Linked DNA regions of Homo sapiens: region 1 is linked to region 2. The links are chromatin loops, found by intact Hi-C in ENCODE. Cell type or tissue: HepG2. All regions are shown on one strand. Each heading gives the region's core, and the rest is flanking DNA. Links, peaks and the distances in the headings are about the cores only.

Region 1 (11,731 bases), core at 1,917-9,916, 72 kb after region 2:
TACACACTTTCATTAAAACAGCTATTAAAAATCCTTACACTTTTTACCCTCTATCCCTGTATCCTCATTAAAAACCAGCACTGTCCAATAGAGATAGAATGTGAGCCACCAATCACGCTACATATATAATTTAAAATTTTCCAGTAGAGACATTTAAAAAGTAAAAAGACACCATTCACATTAATTTTAATCATATATAAGCAAATACATATAGAATGTTACATTTCAACATGTAATCAATGAAAACAATGATTATTAGGATAGTTCACTTTCTTTTTTTCATGCTAAGTATTCAAAATCTGATGTGTGTTTTAGGTTTACAGCACATGTCAATTCATACTAACCACATTGTAAGTGCTCAACAGCTACATGTGGCTGGTGGCTACCATATAGGACAACACAGTGCTAGACTGTAAACTCCTGGCAGGAAGGGCCAGCTTGTATCCCCAGGAACAACTTAGTGCTCGACACATAGTAGATGCTCAATAAATGTTTATTGGATAAAAAGATGACAGGATGGATGGATTAATGTATGGATAGGTGGATGGGAGAAAGGATGGATGGATGGATGGATGGATGGAAGGAAGGATGGATGAATGGATGGATGGCAGGATGAATGGCAGGATGAATGGATGAAGGAAAGAAGAATAAATGGATGGATGGATGGATGGATAGAAAGAAGGATGGATGGACAGCAGGATTGATGGCAGTATGGATGGATGAAGGAAAGAAGAATGAATGGATGGATGGACAGATGGATAGAAAGAAGGATGGATGGACAGCACGATTGATGGCAGTATGAATGGATAAAAGGAAAGAAGAATGGATGGATGATGGATGGATGGATGGAAAGAAGAAGAGCTGGATGGTAGGTTGACAGGATGGGTGGATGGGTGGATGGATGGATGAGGAGATCCCTTTCAGCTTTGGGGAAGAGATAGTGTTGTAGCTGAGTCTGAAAGATGAGCAGGATGACAACAGTTAAGGATGATGGGCTGCAAAAGGCAAGCATGGAAGGAACCAAAGCATGGCAAAGGCAAGGAAAAGTGATATCAGGAAATGGTGGGAAGTAATAGAGTTTGGTTAAAGTATGTAATGCCTGCTGCACAAAAGAAAGTGGGAAGTGATCCTGGAGATTCCTAAATCTGACACCAAACCCTATGTACAACAGGGAACTCCCAAGCTTCTAGCATTGTTTGCTTCAGTCAATATTTGAGGGACAGATGAAAAGAGAAATGAGAGGAAGAAGTAACGTAAAGGAGGAAATACTAACAAAAAGAAAGAAAAATGTTGACAAAGTGGTAAGAATTACTGGTTTTAGTGTTAGCAAATAACAAGTAATAGGAAAGCTTACCAGAGGACCCTTGCCATTATCCTTTCCATCCTGATGGAAAGAGGAACAGGTCACAGGAGGCGAATAGCTTGAGAAGCCTGAAGTCTGGTCAGTAGATCAGTGGTTAGAAAATAATATAGTGTTGTTGGTCTCAGAGTTTCTGCTGTTCCCTGATGGATCAGACCTGTAGGGAATGTGGTGCATTTGCTGGTACAGAGGGCCCAAGCTTGACATCAAGCCTGATTGTTGTCACATGACACAACATTGCTGCCACCTCCTTTTTAAGGAGCCAGGGCTGGTTTGCTTCCTTTCTGGTCAGTCCTACACATCGAGCATTAGAGGAAATCAAGATATTGCCCTGGGTTTGTTGAAAATAGATATTATTCTTCAGGCAAAAAAGTATGTGGGCATCTCATTGGAAGTTGTTTGCAAAATCCAAATCAGTTGTTTTCTTGAAAGATATTTTTATCAAAAGCTTTAAAACATCCTTTGTGATACTGGGAAAGTTCCTTAACCTCTCTGAGCTTCCATTTACTTGTCTGAAAAACAGGGATAACAATACTTACTTCAGGCTGGGCACGGTGTCTCACACCTGTTATCCCAGGACTTTGGGAGGCCAAAGTGGGAGGATCACTTGAGCCCAGAAGCCAAAGTGGGAGGATCACTTGAGCCCAGCCTGAGCAAAATAGGGACACCCTATCTCTACAAAAAATTTAAAAATTAGCCAGGTTTGGTGTTGGGTGCCTATAGCCCCAGCTATCTGGGGGGCTGAGGTGGGAGGATCGCTGGAGCCCAGGAGGTTGAGGCTGCAGTGAGCTATGATGCAGCCACTGTGCTCTAACCTGGGCAACAAAGCAAAACACTGTGTCAAAAGAAAGAAAGAAGAAAGAAAGTAAGAAAGAAAGAAAGAAAGAAAGAAAGAAAGAAAGAAAGAAAGAAAAGAAAGAGAGAAAGACCTACTTTATAAGGTTGCTGTAAGGTTAAATACAATAAACTAACACTTGTAAAGGTTTTAGCACAGTGGCATTTGTAAATATCTTATCACAAACTAGCAGTCAATAGTGTCACTCTTTATTATTGCTATTATATTTATCATCGTTATCATTACCATTTGGAAAGGACTTGTACATAGCCTTTGCCTTTCAAAGGAAGTGTGTAGTGCTCTTTTGTTATTTTCTATAGATGTATATTAATGAGTGTTGTTCCTTGCTTGGAGTTTTAAATGATACAGAAACAATACATAACTGCAGAGGAAATAATCTAAGCCTATCAAAGTTCTTATAAAAAGTAAAGAAAGAATGTAATATAGAAAGACTGCTAATTAGAAGTTGTACACCCAAATAGACCATACCAACAGCCCTTACACAGAAAGATCCACTCTGATAGACATGCAGATACCTGTACACGCTTAGCAGCATTTACTCTGCATATCTAAGCAAGATAAATTGGAAGGGATAAGGGATAATCATGATATTCATGATGTGCCTTGACTGCAGGCAGGTGGTAATCTGCTGCTGCAGGTAGGATGGATGGCATGGGGGGGTGATATGATCTGGCTGTGTCCCCACTAAAATCTCACCCTGAATTGTAGTAATCCCCATGCAAAAAGGGCGGGGCCAGGTGGAGATAATTGAATCATGGGGTTGGTTTCCCCCATACTGTTCTTGTGGTAGTGAATAAGTCTCACGAGATCTGATGGTTTTATAAATGGGAGTTTCCCTGCATAACCTCTCTTGCCTGCTACCATATAAGACGTGCCTTTGCTCCTCCTTTGCCTTCTGCCATGATTGTGAGGCCTCCCCAGCCATGTGGAACTGAGTCCATTAAACCTCTTTCCTTTATAAAGTACCCAGTCTTGGGTATGTCTTTATTAGCACATGAGAACAGACTAATACAGGGGGTAAACATCTGGACTCAGCAATCAATTAAATTGGCTCCACCACTTACAACTGTGTCCTTAGACAAGCCACATGACATCTCAAGACCTTAGTTTCCTCATCTGTTAAATGGCAATGATGATAGCACAGACTGAATGAGATTGTTTTAAGGATTAAATAAGACAATGCATGCAAAGACTTGGCCTACCATTGGGCTCTTAGGAGGCTATTCTTTTCTTTTCTTTCTTTCTTTTTTTTTTTTTTTTTAAAAACAGTCTCACTCTGTCACCCAGGCTGGAGTACAATGATGCAATCTCAGCTCACTGCAGCCTCGATCTCCTGGGCTCAGGTGATCTTCCCACCTCAGCCTCTTGGGTAGCTGGGACTAAAGGCATGCACCACCACACCTGGCTAATTTTTTGTATTTTTTTTTGTAGAAATGAGGTTGTGTCATGTTGCCCAGGCTGGTCTCGAGTTCCTGGGCTCAAACCATCCACTCACCTCACCCTCCCAAAGTGCTGGGATTACAGACATGAGCTATCACACCTGGCCATATCTAGCTATTCTTAAGTGCTCAAACTTGAATCTTATTAAGCGTCTGAATCTACTAATTTACAGAAAATACAGAGGACAGAAGACCATGTTAAACCATACCAGAGTAATGCAATCGACGAAATCCAGGATGTAGAAAGCGTCACAGAACAAACAGCCTGGCTTCTTCAACCAATAAATTGCAAGTAAAGGAAACAACAAAGAGATGGGCCAATGCTATAGATTAAAAGATACTTAAAAGATACATCAACCAATTGCAACGTGTGAAGCTTTTTTGGGAGCCTGATTCAAATAAACAAACAGTTTATGAAACAATGGAAAACAAGTAATTTATGAAACAATCGGAAATTTGAATGCAGACTGGATATTAGATGATATTAATAAAGTACTGTTAATTTTTAAATGTATGGTAATGCTATCGTCGTTATGTAAAAATAAAGAATCCTTTTCTTTTAGAGATGGGCACTATAAAATTACAGATGAAATAATATGGTGTCTGGGATTTGCTGTGAAATAGTATGGGAGAGAGTATAGAAAGAAGTTTGTTCATGAATTGTTGAAGTTGACTAATGAGTATACCGCTCTCTCTTTATTTTTGGATATATTGGAAATTCTCTATGAAAGAAACCTTAAAAATTACTTTGGTTGATATGATTTTTATTGGGAGTGCCAAATCCTAGTGGGGAAAAATGAGATCCTGGAGAAAATAAGAAATTGTTCAGCTTGAATGTTACAATCCTCATAATCTAGTGTCAACCCACCTTCTCAATTCACGCCTCGTCCTTCAACACAGATGTTTCTCCCAGTTATCACCTCCAGTTGGTCTTGTCATCTTCTTTGCTTCTTTCTGGCCATCTTCCCCGCTTTGTTTGTACTATTTCCTCCTGGAAGGCCCTTTCTCCGCAAATTCACCAGGCCTGGTCCTCCCCACCCATCAAGACTGAACCCCAGCTGGGCATGGTGACTCACGTCTGTAATCCCAGCACTTGAGCCCAGGGGTTCTGGACCAGCCTGGGCAACATGGCGAAACCCTGTCTCTACAGAAAAACAAAAAGCAAAAATTGATTGCACGTGGTGGCAGGTGCCTGCAGTCTCAGCTACTCAGGAGGCTGAGGTGGGAGGATCATTTGAACCCAGGAGGCAGAGGATGCAGTGAGCCAAGATCACGCTGCTGCATTCCAGCCTGGGTGACAGGGGGAGATTCATCACCATAACAACAACGGCAACAACAAAACTGAGCTCAAAGTTCACCTTCGCCCTGAAGCTTCTCTGAATACTTTAGCCAAAATTTTTTTGAATTCAATAGTAAATGTCGGCTCAATTCGTGATCCCGAATCTGCCTCAAGTACATGTGCAGTCTCATCTCTCCCCTCTCATAGATAATCCTGAAAACTGGATTAAACCCAGTTCCCTGAACATAACCCACGCTTTCTCGTTACTTAGATTTTGATCACAATACCTTCTCTGCCAGGGCCTCTCTGATGTCTCCATCTATTGAAATTCTATCCATTCTTGGAGGCTTATCTACCAAAAAGTCCTCCTCCACCAGGAAGTCTTTCTCTACCTCTACTCCCAACACACCTGCAGCCCAACTAAATGTGATCCTGTTCTTTTAATTTCTAAAATGGTATTAAAGTGTTGGTGGAAAACAGTCACTGAGCCCTTTTGTTTTGAATTGACCCATAATAATTGTATATATTTATGGGATACAGTGTGATGATTCCATGCATGTATACATTGCGTAATGATCAAATCATGGTATTTAACATATTCATCATCCCAAACATGTATCATTTCTCTGTGATGAGAACATTCAGAATCCTCTCTACTTATTTTGAAATATATACTATTTAATATGATATCATTTACCGTAGTCATCCTGCTGTGCTACAGAACTTATTCCTCCTATCTAACTGCAATTTTGTACTTGTTGACCAATCTTTCTCCATCATCCCGTCTCCGCTAACTTCCCTAGCCTCTGGTAACCACTATTCCACTCTGTACTTCTATAAGATCAGCTTTTTTCAGATTCCACAAATAAATGAGATTTACAGTATTGTCTTACTGTGCTTGCCTTATTTCATTTAATACCCAGTGACCACTTTGAGAATCTCATGGGAACTATGGACCTTCACTCTCCTTTCCATTTGCACATGTGTTTGCATGTGCAATGTTATAGTTGATTTTGGGGGGAAGGCTCATGAACCCAGGTTAAATTCCTGTCTTGTTCCCTTTCATATAACACTTACAATCTTTCTGGTGTTCACATTATTTGTAAATAAGATGTTTTCTTCTAGATGATGATGATGATGATTATTATTTTTTGAGACAGAGTCCTACTCTGTCGCCCAGGCTGGAGTGCAGTGGTGCGATCTCGGCTCACTGTAACCCCTACCTCCCAGGTTCAAGCGATTCTCCTGCCTCAGCCTCCCGAGTAGCTGGGATTACAGGCATGCACCACCATGCCCAGCTAATTTTTGCATTTTCAGTAGAGACGGGGTTTCACCATGTTGGTCAGGCTGATCTCGAACTCCTGACCTCAGGTGATCCGCCCACCTCGGCCTCCCAAAGTGCTGGGATTACAGGTGGGAGCCACCGCACCCATCCTTCTTCTGGATTATCTTAAAGTGAAAAGCATACTTTCCTAACGTTTGCATCCCCCATAGCACCTCACATAATGTTGCATGCATTTGAAGTTCTCAAAAAATGTTTGTTGCACAGTCAAATTCGACTCATTGGGTGATTGATTCATGTTAATAATTGTGTAATCAACCACTTGCTTTTTAAAACCTGCTCCTGGCTCATATTAGCTTTTCCAGTTTGTTTCTTTATATCTTTTCTTTTCTTTTTTTTTTGAGACGGAGTCTCAATTAATAACAAAACAAAAGTGCTCGGTGATTTTTTTCCACCAACACTAAAACATACTGTTTTCTAGATTAAAAGAACAGGATCACATTTGGATGGGCGGCAGGTGCGATGGGAGTCGAGGTAAAGAAAGACTTCCTGGTGGAGGAGGACTTTTTGGTGGATAAACATCCAAGAATGGACAGAATTTCCATAGGTGGAGGCATCAGAGAGGCCCTGGCAGAGAAAGTATTGTGATCAAAATCTAAGTAATGGGTAAGCATGGGGTATGTTCAAGGAATTGGGCTTGATCCAGTTTTCAGGATTATCCATGAGACGGACGAGATAAGGCTGCAAATGTACTAGAGGCAGATTTGGGATCACAAATTGAGCCGATATTTACTATTGAATTCAAAAAGATTTTGGCTAATGTGTTCGGAGAAGCTTCAGGGAGGAGGTGAACTTTGAGCTCAGTTTTGTTGTTGTTGTTGTTTTGGTGATGGGTCTCTGTCACCCAGGCTGCAGTGCAGTGGCACGTTCTCAGCTCACTGCAACCTCCACCTCCTGGGTTCAAGCGATTCTCCTGCCTCAGGCTCCTAGGTAGCTGAGACTACAGGAGTGCGCCATGGCACCTGGCTAATTTTTTGGTATTTTTAGTGGAGATGGGGTTTCACCATGTTGGCCAGACTGGTCTCAAACTCCTGACCTCAGGTGACCCACTCGCCTCTGCCCCCGAAGTGCTGGGATTACAGATGTCATCCACTGTGCCCAGCCATACATCTTTTCTACTAGGGAACAGAATCAAGGGGCCGTTTTCAGATTTGTGCAGCTGCTGAAAATCTTAGGGTAATTGTGAGGCATCGGTGGCAGAGGCTGGAACGCCACACTGGACTTTGCATTAGGCTCATCTAAGTCCTTGATATCCTCAGCACCCCAAGTTTCTTGACCCAATCGTGCAGCAAACATTAGACCTGCCAGGGCAAATGGCATCTTATAGGCACCTTGGGATAATTGCGGGCTCTCTCGACAATTTTCTACATGAGGGCAGATCTGGTGTCTTGGCAGAGCGTGTGGCCGCTTCCATCACTGGTCTCGGGGGTGTTACAAGGCCCCATCAGCCCAGAAACCCTTCCCCATGGTTTTACTGTGGCACTGCCCATCTATCTGCCGCAAACCTCCCGTCATCCAAGTGACTCTTTTGGCTTGAACCATAACAATGGAGAGTCACCATAAGATAGTATCTGTCACTTGGGAGTGTGTGATGGTTAATACTGGGTGTCAACTTGATTGGATTGAAGGATGCAATATTGATCCTGGGTGTGTCTGTGAGGGTGTTGCCAAAGGAGATTAACATTTGAGTCAGTGGGTTGGGGAAGGCAAACCCACCCTTACTCGGGTGGGCACCATCTAATCAGTCACCAGTAAATATAAAGCAGGGAGAAAAACGTGAGACAGTGAGACGGGCCTAGCCTCCCAGCCTACATCTTTCTCCCGTGCTGGATGCTTCCTGCCCTCGAACATGGGACTACAAGTTCTTCAGTTCTGGGACTCGGGCTGACTCTCCTTGCTCCTTAGCTTGCAGACGGCCTATTGTGGGAACTTGTGATCGTGTAAGTTAATGTTTAATAAACTAACAGGATGTATGTTAGTTCTGTCCCTCTAAGAGAGCCCTGTTCTGTTCTGACAGTTCTGTCCCTCTAGAACTGTGAGTTCTGTCCCCCTAAGAGAACCCTGACTAATACAGAGTGAGGGGATGGATTTGCTAGTCAAGTTAGCTAATTTCCTTGTTGGAAGGAGCCTGGCCACAGGTGTTTGGGAAGCCATCCTAAGTGGCTGTTGGGTGCACTGTGCTGGGAAGCCTTCCCTTTGGTTCTCGCCCAGCCTCAACTTTTGGGTGTGAGAAACACCACTGGGGAGCTCAAGAAAAGGCCCTCATTTCCCCACATTTTATGCCCTCAATTTTTTTTTTTTTTGAGACGGAGTCTCGCTCTGTCACCCAGGCTGGAGTGCAGTGGCATGATCTCAGCTCACTGCAAGCTCCGCCTTCCAGGTTCATGCCATTCTCCTGCCTCAGCCTCCCAAGTAGCTGGGACTAGAGGCATCTGCCACCATGCACTGCTATTTTTTTTTTTTTTTGTATTTTTAGTGGAGACGGGGTTCCACCGTGTTAACCAGGATGGTCTCTATCTCCTGACCTCGTGATCCACCCACCTCAGCCTTCCAAAGTGCTGGGATTACGTGAGCCACCGTGCCCGGCTGCCCCAAATTTTATAGTTAGTTGTGCAGAGTTTTTGGCACATCAGGACACAGTGATTCCTGCTCTCCCTTAAATGTGCTCATGAAATGAGATTTTCCGATTTCCTTCCATTTAACACATTGACGGTTGCGAGCCCACTAATAATAGCACTATTTTCCATCCCTGGTATATGAAAGTTGGCTGCAGGCTGGAGACACAGAGGCCCTGCCTAGGAACCCAGCCTTCTCAAAAGGGCAGCAGAGCTAGAGTGTGCCCTTCAGATGAGCCTGTGGAATCACAGAATCCAGACCTCTACAGATGGAAGAGGCCAAAGATGCCACCTAGACATCATTTCACGGATGAGGTACCAAGCTGGAGACTTGCACCAGATGACACAGCAAGTCAAGGCAGAGCTGGGACTCAGCCCTAAGCCGCGTGCCCGCTCCCCATCCACAGCTTTCTCTGTGTCCTCATTGCCAGTCGTGGCAATTTTATGGTGCACCTACCATGTGGGAAGCACTGTTTCACATGCTGGAAAAATAATACAGTGCATTTCAGTAAAGATCGCTAGAATTCAGAAGATGCTGGTGTGTTTCAGTGGGGGCTTGGGGAGTGATGGGAAAGAACCTGGGGGCATGGGACTTATGTTCAGTTCAGACAGAGTGTGGAGAGGAGAACATTGAGTGTCAGGATGATGGGGGAGCCAGACCTAGAAACTTTTGGGAGATTAAACAGAAAGCTGCCCACTCTTCCCCCAAAGTGTCTATTTACAAATCACAGAGACCTACTGTTAGCTTCTCTTCCCCACAACGCCTGACAGCCTATAAAAATGACAAAAACTCGGCTGGGCATGGTGGCTCATGCCTGTAATCCCAGCACTTTGGGAGGCTGAGGCAGGCAGATCACCTAAGGTCCGGAGTTCGAGACCGGCCTGACCAATACGGAGAAACCCTGTCTCTACTAAAAATACAAAATTAGCCGGGCCTGGTGGTGTGGCTGTAATCCCAGCTACTCAGGAGGCTGAGGCAGAAAAATCCCTTGAACCCAGGAGGCGGAGGTTATGGTGAGCCAAGATTGTGCCATTGCACTGCAGCCTGGGCAACAAGAGCAAAACTCCGTCTCAAAAAAAAAAAAAAAAAGCTGAAAACTTTTTCCATGTTTCCAACCAGAAGGCCAGAGGCTCTTGGCTGATGTTATAAAGCAAGGTAGTATCCAGATAGTGTCTACCGAGGTGGTTAAACAAAGATGCTTTGGAGATAGGCAGCCTGAATTCACATTCCAGCTCGTGACATTGAGCAAGCCACTTAAACTCTCTGGGTCTCTAGTGTCACGATGTACGTGAAGGAATCTCTGTACGTACAGTGGTTAACACGGTGCCTGGCCCACAGGTAATGCTTACAGTAAGTGGTAGTTGTTAACAGTTTTGGTACTTGCCTCGTCTGTCTCCCTAGACCTGGCTCTGGGGTCAACAGGAAGTTAGAGACAGATGAGTTCTCCCAGAACATACCTGGATCAAGACCTATTAAAAGTTTCTTTATCTCTCTTCATTGTCACATCTTTCATTTCAGGGAAAATTTGGAGGAGCTAAATTGGGAATGGAAAAGTTGCATCTGACAAAAGGTATGTGCAAACACATGTTTGCAAATGAGGTCAAGATTTCAAAATACCCCGTCTCTGACAGATGAGTCAAGCCCCACGCAGTGGTCTTACTATTTCCCACGTATGACGGCACATTCTCTCAGCGACCGATAGCATCGTCTGCCAGGAGTTATACTGGAGGGAGTTACTCATTGGAAAATGTGGCTGCATTGCCCAGATTGAGATCGCAAGTTGGACTTCCAGGGATTTCACCCAAAATAAGCTGAATTCCTCAGTTATAATTGTCCAAGGGATACAGCCAAAGAATCTGTATGCCAGACCAGCACTGGCTCCTGCTAGGGCAAGTGAGGGTGCAGACAGGGGATGGTTGTGGTTCTCAGCAGGGGTGTGAGGGACACTAGGTTTGTCTGACCCGCAGGCTTTTTCTACCAAGGACTGTCGCCAACTGGTCAATCTTTCATGCTTTGACTTAGTTATTTGCTCACTCCCTCAGCAACTATTTTTTGATCACCTAATAATAATAGCTTACACTTGCTTAGCATTATTATGTGCCAGGCAGGTGCTAAGCACCTTATATGTGGTAGCCCATGTCATCCTTCCAACAGCCCTATGAGACAGGTGTTTGTCTTAGTCAGTTAGGGCTACTACAGTAGAATTCCGAATACTTATTTCTTACAGTTTGTAAGTCTGGAAGTCCAGGATGAGGGTGCCAGCTTGGTCAGGTTCTGGTGAGGGCCCTCTTCCAGGTTGCAGACTGGCAACTTCTCTGTGGATCCTCACATGGCAGAAAGAGGGCAGGAGAGCTCTCTGGGGTCCCTTTTATAAAGGGACCAATCATTTACTGTCACATTGGAGGATCAGGGTTTCAACATGTGAACTTGGGGTGGGGGAACACATTCTGCCCCTTACAGTCTTATACGGCAGGGTCAAAAATGTTAGCTCAAACTATAACTGAGATGGGTAGACCAACGTGAATGTTTTACTTTGTCTATAACTCATCTGGCTTCTTCCTCAGCCCCCATCCCCTTCACTCACATGTGATCGGGGTAGAATGAGCTAAGTGGCTAATATAATTAGAATCTCTGTCCAGGCCAGGTGCGGTGGCTCACGCCTGTAATCCCAGCACTTTGAGAGGCTGAGGCGGGCAGATCACTTGAGGTCAGGAGTTCGAGACCAGCCTGGCCAACATGGTGAAAACATGTCTCTACCAAAAATATAAAAAAGTAGCTGGGTGTGGTGGCACACACCTGCAATCCCAGCTACTCAGGAGGCAGAGGCAGGAGAATCACT
Region 2 (11,731 bases), core at 1,958-9,957:
TGCTACTGACTTTCTGACACACAGAAACCATGAGATAATCGATGCCTGAAGCCACCAGGTTTTAGGATCATTTGTTACGTAGCAACTGATAACTAATATAGAATTATATCTGTCCAAACACTAAAATAATGAGTTGAAACACACCCTGGCAGGGGGATAAATCCTTACACTTCGTAACAGAACCACTACATTCTTTACCCAAGGACACAAATGACGGCTTAGTAGCAATTTATCTTTTCCAGGAAAAAGCGGGGCCACTGAGCACCAAAACTGTCTCTCTTGAATTTAGGGTATGGTTTGAGGGCTGGGGGTGGGGGAAACAGAATAGATTAGTAACTTGATTTCTGTGGTAAGATAAACAATTTTCCACAAAGAAGTCCTTGAAGATCTTGATGGAGATTCACATACCAAAGCTGGCAGCTCACTGTTCCTTCTTTCCTGTGATATAGCCACTAAACACAGGGCATTTCAGTAGGAAAATTTCAGATTTAGTTGTGGCTCAGGCTCAATGGGGATGATCCAGGAGAGTGACGGAAAGTCTGAAGGAATGCAGTTTCCTCAGATCGTTTCTAAACCCACGAGTCAAGTCACAGGCATGCCTCCTACTGACACAGGCACATTTGTTAACCCACTTTGCACATAAAAAGCTAAATTAATTACTAAATGAACTTGGATTAAGTGAATCTTCAAATTTTATCTTCCTGGGAATAAACAATATTCCAAGAAAATACATCCCTATTTCTTACATAACTTGGAAAGCGTCTTGCACTGAAACTATCTCTGAAGGTGCTATGGGCTGAAATGCGTCCCTGCACAAATTCCTGTGTTGAAGTCCTAACCCCCAGGACCTCATGATGGAACTGTAATTAGGAAGAGGGTCTTTAAAGAAGTCATTACATTAAAAAAGGGTCATTAGGGTGCACCCTACTTCAATATAATTGGTGTCCTCATAAGAAGAGATTAGGACACAGACACACACAGAGGGAAGGCCACGTGAAGACATAGGGAGAATACAACCATCTATAAGCCAAAGAAAGAGTGCACAGTGAATCAGCAAGAGAACTAACATAACCAACTCCATTTTTGTTTAAGGGGCCTTTACCCATTCCTGCACATGGACAAGGATAATTTTAGAGCACTGAGATAATATGCAAAAACAGCAATCAGGTAGTTTTTAAAACTAACTCTGAGATTAAAGGAGAAGTGTGTGAACAACTATGTTTCGTTAAAGATTGATGAGAGCACTGTGACTTGACTAAGGACAAGGATATTCCCAACCTCCTTGGACCCTTGCCGGCGCCCAGATGTCTGTGGTCGTCAGTTACCTCTTCATCCCAACCCTCTCCCCTTCCCCCTGCCTTAACATAAAAACAGCCTAAAATGTGTTCTGACTTCAGAGGGTCCTCTGGGACGCTAGTCCACCATCATCTTCGTTTGCTGGCTCTCCAGATAAACCTGCTTTTCCTCCCACCAACTCTCGTCTCTCGTGGGTGGCTTTCAAGTGGCACGCAGCCGAACTTGGGTTCAGTTATGAGAGGCCTCAGAAGAAACCAATCCTGCCAACACCTTGCTTCAGACATCTAGCCTCCAGAATTGTGGAAAAGTACATTTCTATTGTTTATGCTGCTCCCAGTCTGTGGTACTTTTATATCGCAGCCCTAGTGAACTAATCCAGAGGGCTTTATGGTTGCCCTTGTGTTTGCTGGGTCCTCTGTGATCCTGAATCTGGTCGCTTCCACTAATCATAGCAACCACACCATCGGTAAATTAATGTGCAGACCATGATGTTATCTCAATTTTAAAAAGCGTGTCACGACGACACTAGATCCCCCAAATTATCCATCAATGAACTGCTAGAACTGAGGTCTCTTACTCTGGCGTTCTTGACTTTTACCAATACTTCAGAGCAGGGAGAAAAAAAAGGGAAGAATTAATTTGAACAACTTAAGTGGAAATAATTGAACAATGAAGTCCTTCTTCAATCTAACAGTGGAAGGGGTTTCTGAAACTTGATGACCATAATCCAGGGCAAAAGACTTACTGGAGGAATGTCCGTTGTGTTGAATATGGGTTTAGAGATGATTTGCTGTGACAGTGTTGAAGGTGAGCAGCTGGGGTGGAAAGGGGCAGTGTCTCTGACGTAACAGAGACCTGGCCATCACTTAGGATAACATTCTCAGGTGAACAGGTACAGCTAGTCAAACTGAGGAGGAAAGTAAAGCTTTCAAGTTGAATAGCTAAGGAGAATTTTTAGGCTGGGTGTGGTGGCTCATTCCTGTAATCCCAGTACTTTGGGAGGCTGAGGCTTCCAGCGATCCTCTTGCCTCAGCCTCCCAAAGTACTGGACAACATAGTGAGACCCTAGTCTCTAAAAAAAAAAAAGTTACTCTTTTAAATTAGCCTGGTGAAGTAACGTGAGCCTGTAGTCCCGGCTCCTTGGGAGACTGAGGAAGGAGGATGCCTTGAGACCAGGAGTTGGTGGCTGCAGTGAGCTATGACTGTGCCACTGCACTCCAGGCTGGGTGACAGAGCAAGACCCTGTCTCAAAAAAAAAAAAAAATTAAAGAGAAGTCATAGTAGTGACAAATTATTCCAAAGTCCAAATCCCACAGAAAATAGCAAGGTAGGAAAAGGTCAGTTTACCACATCTAATGCGTTGAATGTTTACTATGCATAGTGCCGGGCTAAGTGCTCAGCGTGCACACCATTTATTCTCTACTCCGATTCCACTGACAGGTGTTATTATCATGCCCAATCAAAGATAAATAAGCTCAGAGAGGTTAAATTACATATCCATAAAATAAGACAGAGTTATACATTTCTGTATGATAAAATGATGAAAGTTACTTACACATTACCTTTTTTCTTTTCAAATGTGACTACTAGAAAATTTAAAATTACATGTGAGCTTGTATTATGTCTACAGAACTACATCTATTAGCTTCTTAAAATCTAGGAAGAAAAGTAATTCATTTGCTTAATCACAGTAAACATTTAACTAGAAATCTAAGGAATTAAAAGCTTCTGGTGCTTTGAAACTTACAAAACGAGATGAGTTATCATTTTTCACAGTCTTCGCATTTCCAAATGATTCCAGAATTGGATTTGCTTGCAAAAGCTGCCGTTCAAGTTCCCCCTAAAAGACATTACACACACACAAATAAAAGCAGATGTACGTTAATCTAATGTCTTTACTCAAGTCATCAGGGGAAAAATTTCTAAAAAAGAAACTGCATCTTTTCCTCAGTTCTTTCATTCTGTCTGCCATCCAGCAACTTTTGTTGGCTTCTTAATCCTGGTTATGATAATGGACTCCACTAAAGGAAAAAATTAGCATCTATAAAGTGGTCACAAGGAGAAAAAAATGTCACGCTGAACAGAGAAGATCAACTTAAGCATGGGGCACGTAAATCAGGCAGAGAATTTTGAAAATAAAACAGACTGGCTTTCATGAAATGAAATTTAGCACGACACTTCAATTAAGAACATATTAATACTTGTTTATTTTAACTCTGCCTTATTTGAAAACTTTAAGGCAGTTAATTTAACAGTTACCACTGTATTGATGTAGCACTTTCCAGTTTTCCAAGGAGTTTCATATACTATCTCTATCATATAGACAGGGCAATGTCTTCACCTCCACTTTCAGAGGATGGTAAAGACGTTGATGCTGCTAACTTGCTCAGATTTAAAAGGCTAAGTAGAGAGGATTCGGTAAAATGTCTGCTTTAGTTGGTGTCTTTACTTATATGTAAATTAGGCTATAAAACAGATTTTACAAACAAAAGGTGGAAATATATTAATACGTACTTTAATCATGAAACACAATAGAAAGCTGTATGAGAAAGCATGATGCCATTTCTGGCCATGAAAAGCACCAGAAGTGATGCTGTGTTTCTGGAATGTAATTTCAGAATTATATTTTATGACTTAAATAAACCTGCTTTTTCCAAACATAAATCTTACCCCTATATTTTAAAATACCCACAGTATTTTAGACCTAAAGAAAAACTAAATAAAAGCTGCTAGGAAATGCGATACTCTAAGCAAAAAAGATGAATATAAAGAACCTCACATGAGGCTTTTAAATTAGTGGCATTTGGTATGTGATGCACTCCATCACCATCAAATTCAAAAAAAAGAACAAATATATGTCATCCGTACAGTTCTGTCACGCCGCCCTGGTGTGGACTGTCACTCAGCTGAAAGGGTGGGGAAGTGTTCCTCAGGCACATTACACAGGAAGGGGACCTGCTCTGCCTACATCCATTACAGCATGATCTGGACTATCCGCATGTTCATAGGTCTTAACTACAATCTACAACCGTGTTCAACTGAAGCCAGTCAGGAACCAGTCTTGTCAAGAACCTCAAGCTACGTGGATGTCATTACATGGCATCGGTTTATTTTCTTGGCATTAGACAGTTTCCTCCCTGTACAACAAATCTTCTGTTTTCCTCACTTCAAAACCCTTACCAGACTATTTTTCCTGTAAAGTTTTTGTTTTTTTTTTTTTGAGACGGAGACTCACTCTGTCGCCCAGGCTGGAGTGCAGTGGCGCGATCTCGGCTCACTGCAAACTCCGTCTCCTGGGTTCATGCCATTCTCCTGCCTCAGCCTCCCGAGTAGCTGGGACTACAGGCACCCGCCACCATGCCCGGCTAATTTTTTGTATTTTTAGTAGAGACGGGGTTTCACCATGTTAGCCAGGATGGTCTCGTGCTGTAAATTTTTCTAAACCATTACATGCTGCCAAACTGTCTTAAGCATGGTATCCTGAACAACTTTGATGACTGAGAGCCATTGTTAAAAATGCCAGTCAGGGGCCAGGCGCGGTGGCTTATGCCTGTAATCCCAAAACTTTGCGAGGCCAAGGCAGGCGGATCATGAAGTCAGGAGATCGAGACCATCCTGGCTAACACAGTGAAACCTGTCTCTACTAAAAATACAGAAAAATTAGCCGGGTGTGGTGGCGGGTGCCTGAGGCAGGAGAATCGCTTGAACCGAGGAGGCAGAGGTTGCAATGAGCAGAGATCGCACCACTGCACTCCAGCCTGGGAGAAAGAGCGAGAGACTCATCTCCAAAAAATAAAAAATAAAAATTAAAAATGTCAGTCATTATTCGGTGATAGACTGCCTTCCTCCACCCCCCCGGGGTCAGCAGTCAGTTCCATCAGCATTCCTATGACCAATATCTTGCAAAGCCCTTGGTATACTCACTTTGCATTAACTGTTTGGGTCTCTAAAAGCCTTTTTTTTTTTAAACCTAATTCAATCTATGTGATGAGAATGTGGAAACTTGGAAAAACACTGGCATTCTAGTAAGTGGGACATTACCTTAATACTAAATATCTACTGCTAGACTTTGGATTCCTTAAAATCACACACCATCCTACCAAATCATAAGAAAAAGACTTTGATAGTCCATCTTTAAAGAGTTTTCCTAACTTGGAGGTAAAACCAGTAATGCATATCTTACTTTAATATTACTTAGATATGGCTAAAAGGATTATTTGAGTCAAATTTTCTATTGGTTCTTTTCTTTTCCTCTCTGTGTGTGTGTGTGTGTGTGTGTGTGTGTGAGTGAGAGAGAGAGAGAGAGAGAGAGAGAGATCCACTGATTCTATTCTTCTTGTGTTGGCTTCAAGTAACCTGGTTGTATCCCCTGTGCCTAACTCGGTCAGTATCAGGTCAAAATGATGCTTGGCAAATGCTTTGCTGAATGAATGTATAATCAGAGGTTCCACGGGTGTCCAACTCTTTAAATGTGAGGACATTTTTTGCTTATCTGTGATGGTGGATATCATGAAAATTATGCACAAACCTTTTTTTCTTAAATAGCTCATCAGCTATCGTTAGTGTATTTTATGCATAGCTCAGGACAATTTTTCTTCTTCCAGTGTGGCCCAGGGAAGCCAAAAGGTTGGAACCCAGAATTCTAGAACTATTTGGGGAGGGGATGGTGGTGAGCCAAAGGCAGCAAGAAGATTTATGGGTCCTCAGAGTCACCATGGTAATGGTGGACTCAGGCACTCCTCCGTCCCTGTTGCTGGTCCCACTACATTGATAGTGTCATGGTATCACTCCTACTAATGGATTTGTGGACATTGGTGAGACTGAGTAACGATCTCAAAAACTCCCCAAATGAATCCCCAAAAACCTGGTACAAAGCCAATTATCATAACATATAGAAATTAACATGAGATAATTTCTGTGTTGAACAATTTCATAATTAGATAAATGGTGCTAACAGATCTCAACCAAATTATGAAGGCATTTGTAAACCATCAGGGGGCAGTGACTATTTACTTTTCCTCTAGAATTGGATGGGCAATGTCCCTTGTTTCTATTCTATAATGTTATTTTGGAATGTAGAAAACAAGCAGCCTTAGCTATTGAAATGATTTTTAAAGTTCTAAATATTTAGAGTTATATACTGCTTTCAAAGTTTACCAGTCATAGTGAAAATTACACTCCTGGGTTTATTACATAGTATATAATATACACTTGCTATATGATATAGCATGAGTTCGAAATGGTTAAAAATATATACCTCTTTCAAAAGTCCAGTTCAGCCCGCAAGGGGACTCAGGCTGAGATCCGGCTGTACCTTGCAGGCCTGGCAGGGCAGAGCTGCAGGAAGGTTAAAAGCAGGCAGCAGCAACCAACCACATGTTGAAAACCAGACTCTAATCTCAACTGGCAGGCTCTCTATCACCTTTCTGTCTTGGTTCAGCACAGTTTAAACCAGGTTGGAGAAAGATACAAAGTCATCCTGAAGATGACTGGAAACACAGGGAGACAAGTGGGCTGGCTTGAAGGTATCATTTGTAGGGGACGGTCAAGTTTAAGAACTTAATCGATTATTTTCAAATCTGCTCTGAAATTGCACTATGTTGAGGCTTTGTGAACTCTGTGCTAGACTTTGAGGGTCTCTAAGAGCAACCTCTCTTGAGGAAAGAGGGCACACAGAAGCTGTACTTGCAGTCGGCTGGTGGATACTAAGGGGATATAGCCAAATAAGACCTTTAATTTTGTTATAAAAAGTACACCAAAAGTTCATAGATAAATGTTTATTTCAAGTTAAGTATTGTCACTTTAATTTTGAAAACTGATTTGCTTATATTTGTTCATATTTTGAAAATGAAGATGAAATTTAAAAGGTAAACATAAAAGACTGACCACACCGCTCACTAGGATGGCTTTAATAAAAACACAGACAATGCCAAGTGCCAATGAGGATATGGAGAAACTGGAACTCTCACATGTTCCTGGTGGCAATGTCAAATGGTGCAGTCTCTTTAAAAATGTTTAACAGAATTACCGTATGACCCAGCAATTTTACCTCTAGGTAGCTACCTAAGAAAAATGAAAACATATGTTCTCACCATAACTTGTACATGAGTGTTCACAGCAGCATTAATTACAATGGCCAAAAAGTAGAAAAAAATCCATATCCATTCACTGATGAATGGATAAACAGAACGTGACACATATTTAATATTATGGAATATTATTTGGCCATAAAAAGGAATGAAGTACTTATATGTGCTAGAATCTGGATGAACCTTGAATATATTATGCTAAAAGAAAGAACCGTCAGGGAGGACCACATATTATATGATTCCATTCACACGAAATGTCTAGAATACGCAAATACATAGAGACAGAAAGTAGATTAGTGCTTGCCAGGGGCTGAGGGGAAATGGCAGGTGACTGCTAATGGGTATGGAGTTTCTTTTGGGGTGAGGAAAATGTTCTAAAATTGATTATGATAATAATTGCATAAAGTGAATATACTAAAAACACTAAATTGTACACTTCCAATGGGTACATTGAATGGTATGTGAATTATATCTCATTTAAATTGTTTCAAAAAAAGAATGAGTAGATAAACAAGCAAATATATAAAGGACTGACAAAATCAGGAGCCTAGAAATGCCCTCCCCTTTGGGTTTACAATTCATACTACCGTTTAGTGATAAAATGCTGGATGTACACTCATGGTTCCTCGGGATTCAACTTTTGCTTATAAAGTTCAATGTAAAATCACAAACCAGTGGTATCAAATCAACCAAAAGAAACTGTAACCTTGGAAAGTACAGACTTTTCACACTGTAACTATAACTTTAAGGCAATCATTCAAGTTGGGTGAAGAAGTCGCAGACAGGGACACCCAGCAGGGGGAGAAGTAACTTCTTGAATGGTACCCTTCCACGGTGTGACCATTCCGTACGGTGCTGTTAAGTATTTCACGTTCCTCAGTTGTGTTGGGGAAGAAAAATTGAGAACGAGTATTCTTCTAATATTTCTAAAAACATCAGCATAGCTACTGCTTAACTACGATTAAAATCAACTTGGGAAAAGCAGCACTGAAGATTGTGTGCACAGTGGACACATGCAGTACGACATGCAAATCGGCAATGACCGGGAAGCATGGCCCAAAGAAGCTGCTGCCTTCTTTGGGAGAACCTGCTTCCCAGGGATTGATTTGACTCAAAGTAAAATCTAGGTGGGGGTAGGCATGCTACTCACATACAACAGGGATCCACTCTGTAGTTTAAAATGACATCGAAACAAAATGTTAACAACAATGATTTATGTGTTCCACAGGGAATTTGGAAAACCTAAATCTGTGTATTAATTGCTTAACATTATTTCAATAGCGACACAAGTACAAATTAAAAGGACATTTAGCAAGTACCTCTAAAGCATAAAGAAAAACTGGTTTCTGGTCCAGATTTTCCTTCTTTAATTGGCAAAGAAGCTTTTAAATACCCTACAGGATAATGACTATTTCATTTACCCTCTTCATTTGTATCACTGGTCTATTCTGCAGCTAAAGGAGCAAAAGGACATCATAGGCCTTCATAGGTACAGTACAGCTTGGGTGGCTGGCAATCTCTTAAGAATCTTAAGTAAGGTATCTTAAAATCTCAGTGTCTATGACAATTCCTTAGATATTTATGATTATTTCTTTATATTAACAGATCATTTCCATAACTCGATATTATTGTTTCTTGCTTTATATCAGCTTTATATCATTATGTTTGTGGAAGACCAACCAAAACCATTCCCATGCTAGGGAAAGGATTAAATCCAAGTATAGATGTCCTACTCTATCCAAGGTATCTGGCTCAGGTCTGCCCTCCTTCTCCTCCCAGGTAGTGAGAAATGGAGGTCATGCTATGATTCTTGCTTTTTTCACTGCTATGGTCTGTGGAGCTAAAAGGCAGGCATCTGATAACTAGGAAGAATAACAGTCTTCCACTACTTGCCCAGCATTAAGAAAATTGTAATTGATTTTATTTTACTTATTTATAGAGATGAGGTCTTGCTCCGTTGCCCAGGCTGGAGCACAGTTGTGTGATCATAGCTCACTGCAGCCTCAAATACCTGGGCTCAGGCCTTCTGTCTCAGCCTCCCAAACAGCTGGGACTATAGGTGCATACCACTGTGCCCAGCTCTAATTTATTTTATATATTAAATATAATTGGGCCTTTGGTTTAAAACACATACAGGCATAAACTATGCCATGCCATAAAACTTTAACAGATCAGAAATTTGTTAGCTCTAAAGGTATAATTTTTAAAGGGGCAGCCCCAAATTCAAAATGTAGTGTAGGGCACAAAGCTAGGTTTCCATGTGTCTGATAAGTATTAAAATAATTCCACCTAGTAAATGACATATGAAACCATAATTTATAGGCTTCATAAACATGCAGTTCAATGTCATGATAAAAGGGCAAATAAATATTAAAATTTATTGAGAAAACAAATTTAAAGCAAAACGGCATGCGCTTCTCAAGAAAGAATAAGGCTCTAAGCAATAAATTTTCAAAATTAAAATTTTTTAATGACAGATTTCACTTAGAACTAGTGGCATTTGATTCTAGCAGAGACTCAATCTACAGACAGAAATTAGTGCAAACACTCAAGACTAAGAAGCATAAAGAAGAGCACTTGCCTGGTGTTTCACTGGTTTAGGCGATTCCTGCTGTTCATTACAAACAGACAAATGCAAATGTTAGCAAGTTTGAGTCTTTGCCTAGCAGTAAGCCATTTCCAAAGCACCAAGCCAATGTGCAGTTGAGAACTGTGGAAGCTGGGTTGGCTGGCGTTCTCTCAGGCTGTATTAACTACCACTTCTGCATGTCTAAAAATTAAGGAGAACTGACATTTCTATTCTTGCCCTTTTTCTGTCATCACTTCTTCCCATATCTCTACCCTCCCCTCAAGCTGCTGTGGGTAGTAGCAAGAGGCTACTGCAAGTTCAGAAAGAACTGCTGAACAATTCTCAGCAAATCTTTGCAAGAAATTAGGCATCAAGCCACAACCATAATTCCAGTTTGCCCTGTCAGAAAACCTCTTTAACAGCAATTTCCTTGTATCCTAGCCTCTGGGGTGGAAAAAAGCATTGCTGGGTAGGTGGCGGGGAGCAGGTGGAGACAAGGGAGCTGTCAGTTATAGCAGTGTGGAGAGTAGACTGGCTTCCTTATTTTTGTTTCTGAAATTATAAAAGAAGAAGAAGATTTAAAAAACAACAGAGCAGAAACTTACAGGAATATTATGGTCCTTTCTTCCTTTATGTGAAGAAGCAACATGGGCAAGGTACTGAATAACTTTCTTTGTATTTTCTGTCTTCCCAGCACCTGACTCACCCCTGAAAGAAAGAGTTAATATAGGCTGCTTTAACGAAAGCACAGCACATGCATTCCAAAATTACAACTGATAAAATTAAATTGTATTGGAACAATAATTAATAAAAATAAAAAGAATAAATAGAAAAAATAACTATCAGCAGTAGTTAGAAAAGAAAATCATCCTTGTAAGAGGTATTAAATAATAAACCCAAATAATTCTTTTTTTTCTTTGAGACAGAGTCTCACTCTGCTGCCCGGGCTGGAGTGCAGTGGCGCGATCTTGGCTCACTGCAACGTCTGTCTCCCGGCTTCAAGGAATTTTTGTGCCTCAGCCTCCTAAGTAGCTGGGATTACATGCACACACCACCATGCCCGGCTAATTCTTATATTTTTAGTAGAGATGGGGTTTCACCATGTTGGCCAGGCTGGTCTCGAACTCCTGGCCTCAAGTGATCTGCTCACCTTGGCCTTTTAAAGCACTGGGATTACGGGCCTGAGCCACTGTGCCCAGCCAACCCAAATATTTCTTGATAGATGCCAGTAAGAGGACACAGGAAAATGTTCACGACACTCTTTTTTCCCTTGGGGGTGGGGGGGTTCTACCAGAGAAGTGAAATTTATTAGAACATTCATGAAGAAAACTCCTCAGTACCATAAACATATCTGGCACTGCAAACAGAGAATCCCTAAAACAATTAAATTAATATGATTTAATCTGAAGCAGCTGAAAGAACTCTGAGATGCCTGCTGGTATTGATACTCATCTTCAAAGCCACTGAAAGCTTTCTCAGATCCCCCTCTCAGAGCAGGCTAGTGACGATTCACTTCCTGGTGCCAGTGTTGTGCCTCATAGGCTGGGTTCCTGATGGCAGGGGCTATAGCCTCATATATTTATTTATTTGTGTTTTGTTTCTTTCTTTCTTTCTTTTTTTTTTTTTTTTTGAGACAAAGTCTTGCTCTGTTGCCCAGGCTGGAGCACAGTGGCATGATCTCGGCTCATTACAACCTCTGCCTCCTGGGTTCAAACAATTCTCCTGCCTCAGCTTCCCAAGTAGCTAGGACCATAGGCACACGCCACCACGCCTGGCT

The links. Hi-C counts contacts between places; a loop is a spot of excess contacts. Peaks named below come from ENCODE experiments on the same cell type or tissue, not always from the same donor. Only the 100,000 strongest peaks of a DNase experiment are listed, where the experiment ranks them.
Region 1: it touches region 2 in a loop (2.4-fold over the local background); 9 of 110 quality-filtered maps call a loop at or near these places.

What each region holds. Positions count from the first base shown.
Region 1 is chr17:8,639,175-8,650,905 of GRCh38, forward strand. No RefSeq gene overlaps it. Among named protein-coding and RNA genes, the nearest start is that of MYH10, 14 kb to the left of the region's middle. In HepG2, for the core only: no CTCF peak of the experiment used is centred there; DNase peaks (open chromatin) are centred at 4,977 and 8,256; H3K4me3 peaks cover 475 bases.
Region 2 is chr17:8,566,677-8,578,407 of GRCh38, forward strand. It overlaps MYH10 (myosin heavy chain 10), which reads right to left. Exons shown (of 43, transcript NM_001256012.3): 5 at 10,560-10,662; 6 at 9,967-9,996; 7 at 3,044-3,136. Among named protein-coding and RNA genes, the nearest start is that of MYH10, 58 kb to the right of the region's middle. In HepG2, for the core only: CTCF peaks have their summits at 6,290 (motif pointing right) and 8,189 (motif pointing right); no DNase peak of the experiment used is centred there.